Regions from separate parts of the Mus musculus genome. Here region 1 is linked to region 2. Evidence: chromatin loops called from intact Hi-C (ENCODE). Cell type or tissue: left cerebral cortex. All regions are shown on one strand.

Evidence for each region. A loop is a pair of places that touch in the nucleus more often than their neighbours do. Peaks named below come from ENCODE experiments on the same cell type or tissue, not always from the same donor. Only the 100,000 strongest peaks of a DNase experiment are listed, where the experiment ranks them.
Region 1: it touches region 2 in a loop (2.4-fold over the local background); 22 of 42 quality-filtered maps call a loop at or near these places.

The regions. Positions count from the first base shown.
Region 1 is chr8:88,264,927-88,267,426 of GRCm38, forward strand. No RefSeq gene overlaps it. Among named protein-coding and RNA genes, the nearest start is that of Adcy7, 28 kb to the right of the region's middle. In left cerebral cortex, a CTCF peak has its summit at 1,395 (motif pointing right); DNase peaks (open chromatin) are centred at 794, 1,410 and 2,414.
Region 2 is chr8:88,315,510-88,318,009 of GRCm38, forward strand. It overlaps Adcy7 (adenylate cyclase 7), which reads left to right. Exons shown (of 28, transcript NM_001037724.4): 11 at 1-106; 12 at 239-371; 13 at 2,346-2,500. Among named protein-coding and RNA genes, the nearest start is that of Adcy7, 23 kb to the left of the region's middle. In left cerebral cortex, no CTCF peak of the experiment used is centred here; a DNase peak (open chromatin) is centred at 1,272.

The sequences.
Region 1 (2,500 bases), 51 kb before region 2:
AAGGCCAGGATCTTAAGTAGCCCAGACTAGCTTCAAACATGGTATATATCCAAAGATGATCTTGTATTTTTGGTTCCCTTGGCTGCCCCTCAAATGCTGGGATGCACCACCACATCCCGATAACTTGTTGCTAGTAATCAAAGCCAGGCCCTTGTGCATAGTAGGCAGACACGCCACAGCTGAGCTAAGTCCCCAGCCTGTCTTTTGGTTCTTCTCCTTAAATGTCACAGTGCAGCAGAGTCATCCCGAACAGCACTCCACTCCCTTTGCCATTTTCCACTTTTAAGGAAAGGAGCCTTGCTTTGGGCAACACTGGGGAGGGGGGAAGGCCAATTCTTTGATCATTTTCTACCATCTGCCTGTTAACACTCCACCTTTTAAACCAGGTGGAGTGTCAATCCCAGCACTCGGGAGACGGTGGTGGTGCACGCCTTTAATCCCAGCACTCGGGAGGTAGAGGCAGGCGAATTTCTGAGTTCGAGGCCAGCCTGGTCTACAGAGTGAGTTTCAGGACAGCCAGGACAGCCAGGGCTATACAGAGAAACCCTGTCTCAAAAAAACAAAACAAAACAAAAAAAAGCACTCCACCTTTTGTTGTTTTGTAGCTCTGCCTGTCCCAGAACTCACCATGTAGACCAGGCTGGCTTTGAACTTACATTTCAGGTTTGGGGTAAGGAGGAAGGGCTCCCCACCAGAACAACTGGATCCCAGTTATTTGAAGTAGACAGGGCCAGAGCTGCTGTGTGGTTTTTGAGGCTAAATTGGGGGGAGGGGGCGGGGACCAAAAGCCATCTGGTGGTGAGGAATTCCACAGTCTTCTGGTGCACAACAGTGTTTGAAAGCTGTTCTCCTCAGGCCACATTCTTGAGTCTTGCGGCTTGAGTCTTTGCTGGCATTCCATAGTGAGCCAGTCTGGGTTGACCAGCTTAACTAAGAGATGCAAGATTTTTGGCTTTTAATTGGGAACATTTTGCCTTTTAAGTAAAATGTTTTAAATTCCTTGTTTGTCTAAGAAGACCATTTTAAAACCAAGGAACTAGGGATCTGAAATAACCCACCTGTGTAAAACACACACTCTGTGTGTGTGTGTGTGTGTGTGTGTGTGTGTGTGTGTGTGTGTGTGTGTGTGTGTGTGTGTGTGTCTGTGTCTGTGTCTGTGTCTGTCTGTGTGACTTAATTTCATTTTATATTGTGTGTACATTTAAAGCCTGTAACATTTAAAGCATTTAAAACCTTTTGGAAGTTGTGGGATTCAGAGGAACTGCCCAAAGGATGGATACAAGTAGATGGTGCCTTTTCTTTCTTTTGTTTCTTTTAAAAAATAAAGGATGTATTTTCGTTTTTCTGTGTGAGCTTTGGCTGGTTTCTGTATGTACTGTGCTCATGCAATGCTCACCGCGGCCAGAAGAGGGCATCAGATCCCCTGGACCTGGAGTGACTGCTGTGAGCCATCTATCTTGAGTTAGGAATCCAGGTCCCCTTCAAGAGCTGTAAGCACTCTTAACCGCTGAGGCATCTCTTCAACCCCTAGAAAGATGTCTTAATGTTTAATGTTAACAATAAAAGAGAAGGAGGAGCTGATTAAAAGCTGAAGTGGCCTCTTGAAATGGAATATCCATTTTCAGAAGATTGACCACTCAGTTTCAGCTTCGTACCTCCAGCTTGCACTTAGGGCGCCAGGAATGTGGCTTTTCTTGAGCACTCTTCAAAGGACCGTAAGGGGGTTGCGCCAGGCCTCTCAGATTAAAATCCACTTCAACACCAAGTGCTTCCAAGTACCAGGCTTAACCTCGTCCCCACAGGCGAGGAGACAGGAAAGACCTGTCTGGAGTGAGGCAGAGAGCAAGGGTCTTGGGCCCTGCCAAGAAGGTGCAAAAAAGCATATATTTGGGGAGAAGGGGAAGGTGTTGTGATGCCAAGGCATTCTGAATGTCTCCCCCAACTTCTAGGGGAGCCACTTCCAAAGTGGTGAGCCACTGCCGCCACTTCTCACGTTTTAGGTTTTGAAATTAAGTGTTGACTTCCCAATACCCTTAAGTCTCTACGCCGGGGCCTCCTCTGAGTAATTTTCCTGAGTGCAGTGGTCACAGTCGCTATGACTCCAAATGGCTGTTCTTATCAGCCATTTGTGCAATACAGTGAGTGGGGCAGGGGACGTGGGTGTTGTACCTGGAATCGCATGCTCTGCGGTGAGCTACACCCTCAGTGTTTTTATTTTTCCAGAAGCGTTAGTTTAGCACCTGAGCCTAAACTCCGTGGGTGTGTGAAACCTTGCAAATCAGCCAGCTGCACCAGGTGTTTTGTCACAGTCGCCGGGTCGCCTGAGGCTTCGGGCAGGTGTGCTTGAAGTGCAGGTGTTTGCTTGCCTGAACATCCCCCTCCTCCCCTGAAGCTTGCCTTCACTTGTGCACACCACAGCTCAGCTCAGTTTCCTGGATTTCCCTCTTGGTAAAGTCTTGGCTGGGTGTCTGCCCATCTCGCTTCCTGTGCGCAGGCTGTA
Region 2 (2,500 bases):
CCGGGAATGTGCTATGTGGGGTCATCGGGCTCCGTAAGTGGCAGTATGATGTGTGGTCCCATGATGTGTCCCTGGCCAACAGGATGGAGGCAGCTGGAGTCCCTGGGTGAGGCTCAGCAGGGTAGGGACAAGGTCAGGGTGATCAGGGTGGGGCTGGGTGTGGAAGCAGGGGATGGAGCAGGCATCCCCCAAGTGGGTGCCTGGGCCATGCTGTTTGATCTGACATGTGTCTCCTCAGCCGGGTGCACATCACAGAGGCAACATTGAATCACCTGGACAAGGCATATGAGGTGGAGGATGGGCATGGGGAGCAGCGAGACCCCTATCTGAAAGAGATGAACATCCGAACCTACCTGGTGATCGATCCCCGGGTATGAGGGCTTGGGGGTGGGTGGGAGATGGGCAGCCTGGGAGCAGGGTCCCAACTTGAGGTCATTGACCCTCAAGACTGTGGTGAGGTGGTACAGACTAGCCCAAAACAGGAGGGCACTTCCTTGAACTGGGAACATTCAGGCATCGAGGAACGACCTCTTCGTGTTGCTGTAAGGTATGGGAGCAAGGGCCATGTCAGCAACTCCAGGCACATGCAGTTCCATGAGGCTAATTGCAGGAGTCAGGAACCCCATGCGAAGACTCTGGGAAGCAGGGGTAGCCAGGCAGCCTACTCCTGGAGTGAACAGGTCTGGGGTTCTTGGATGGCTGGCTCACATTGCCTTGTCTCTTGGAGCCCATCTCTCCCTGCTGGCCCAACTAGAGAGGCAGCTGTGCTTGTCTGCTGACTGCTCCAAGCTGGCAATCTGCTGCTTTTGCTGTCTGTGGCCTTGACCTCCAGAATCATCCTTGGACTTTTCTCAAGAATGCTGGCAGGGGCTTCTTCCAGCTCTCTTGGTCCTGGCCCTTGGGCATCCTGCAAGCCCACCTAGCCTGCACTTTCTGCTTTGGCTCCTTCATGTCCCCTTTATCTTGCCAATGTCCCCAGGGCAGTCACTGCACACGAGAGAATCCCTCCTCCCTGGTCTTCCGGCCTGCCACGTGTTCCTGTTTATTTATCCTCTTCCTTATTTATTTCACTCTGTGCTGCTAAGGACCACAGGCCCTCCGGCCTGCGGACCACCCAGCTCTGCTCTGAGCATGCACGTGGTGGCTTTGAAATGGATGAAGCCCCAACCTCAAAGACATCTGCAGACATAGTTCCAAAGCCCACCCCCAGGGCTGCCAGACTGAGCCAGGAGAATTGCAGGATGCTGGCCAGACTCCAGCCAAGCTCTGGAGAGACAGCAGCATCTGTGCTGCCCCGCCCTGGTCCCTCTTGCCAGCTCGGGTCCTCTGCTCACTTATGTAGCTGGCAGTTTAGAGGGGACTGTAGCAGTTTCTCCTCATCCCTGTCTCCAGCCAGCATGGGGCCAGAGTTACTAGCAGTAGAGAAGCCTCAGAGGAAGGTCCTCACCTCCAGACCTCGCAGCTCACCCTCACTGTGTGGCTTGGCTGTCCTCTGCATGGACCCTAGGACTTGCGTGATGGTGGGCGGTGAGGGTTTAAAGAGGTTTCTATTCCCAGAGACTCTGGAAGTTTCCAGTAAATTTGCCATTGTGCTTTGGCCCGGTCTGGGGCTGTAGGTGGCTGCTGCCTATTGATGTTGGCAGGTCTGAGGGGACAGACAGCTCTGAGGGAGGGGACCAGGATGCTGGGAGTGGGAGAGACAAGAGTCCCAGCAGACACAAGGTGGCCTAAGCTTGTGTCTGATGACTTTGGGGCTCTTTCTTTTCCTCTCTTGTCTCCTGCCATACCTGGCGACCCTGTCTGCGCCCAGGCATGTGTTAAGGGGGACTTGGGGCTCAGAGGCACAAGGGCAGGAGTTAGAGCTGGACCCTCACTCAGGGTCTGGCTAAGCCACTGAGATTCCAGCATGTGTTGGGCCCAGCAAGCATGTGGCAAATGAGCCTGGAGCTAACTTGAGGCTGGGTGTTGCCTTCAAGGCTGCCCTGGAGTGGGCCTGTGCCTTAGTGCTTGTGTCTCTGGGTTCAGGCCAGCACACATCTTTCTCCCGTTCCTCTCACCGGAAGGAGCATGTGTGAGCCACATGTGGGTGGGCCGAACAGGGCTTCTGATTACCCCTTCCTCGAGAAAGCCTGAGCTTGAGCTGTGTGGCCATCAGCCTCTTCCTGGCCTGGGGCAGGGATGAAAATTGAGGGCTGCAGCTAGTACCAAGGCCAGCCCATGCTCGAAGAATACTATAGGCTCAAAAATTAACATTTTCCCCTTTCCCAGACCAGCCAGTGCTCCGCATGTGTGCCAGGGATGATCGAGAGGGGAACAGGTGGGACACGTGATATCTGTGCTTACAGAGCCAGCAGCCACCCCCACCCAGCCACCACCTCTCCAAGCCCAAGGGGGACGCAACTCTGAAGATGCGGGCTTCAGTGCGTGTAACCCGCTATCTGGAGTCTTGGGGGGCAGCAAGGCCCTTTGCACACCTCAACCACCGGGAGAGTGTGAGCAG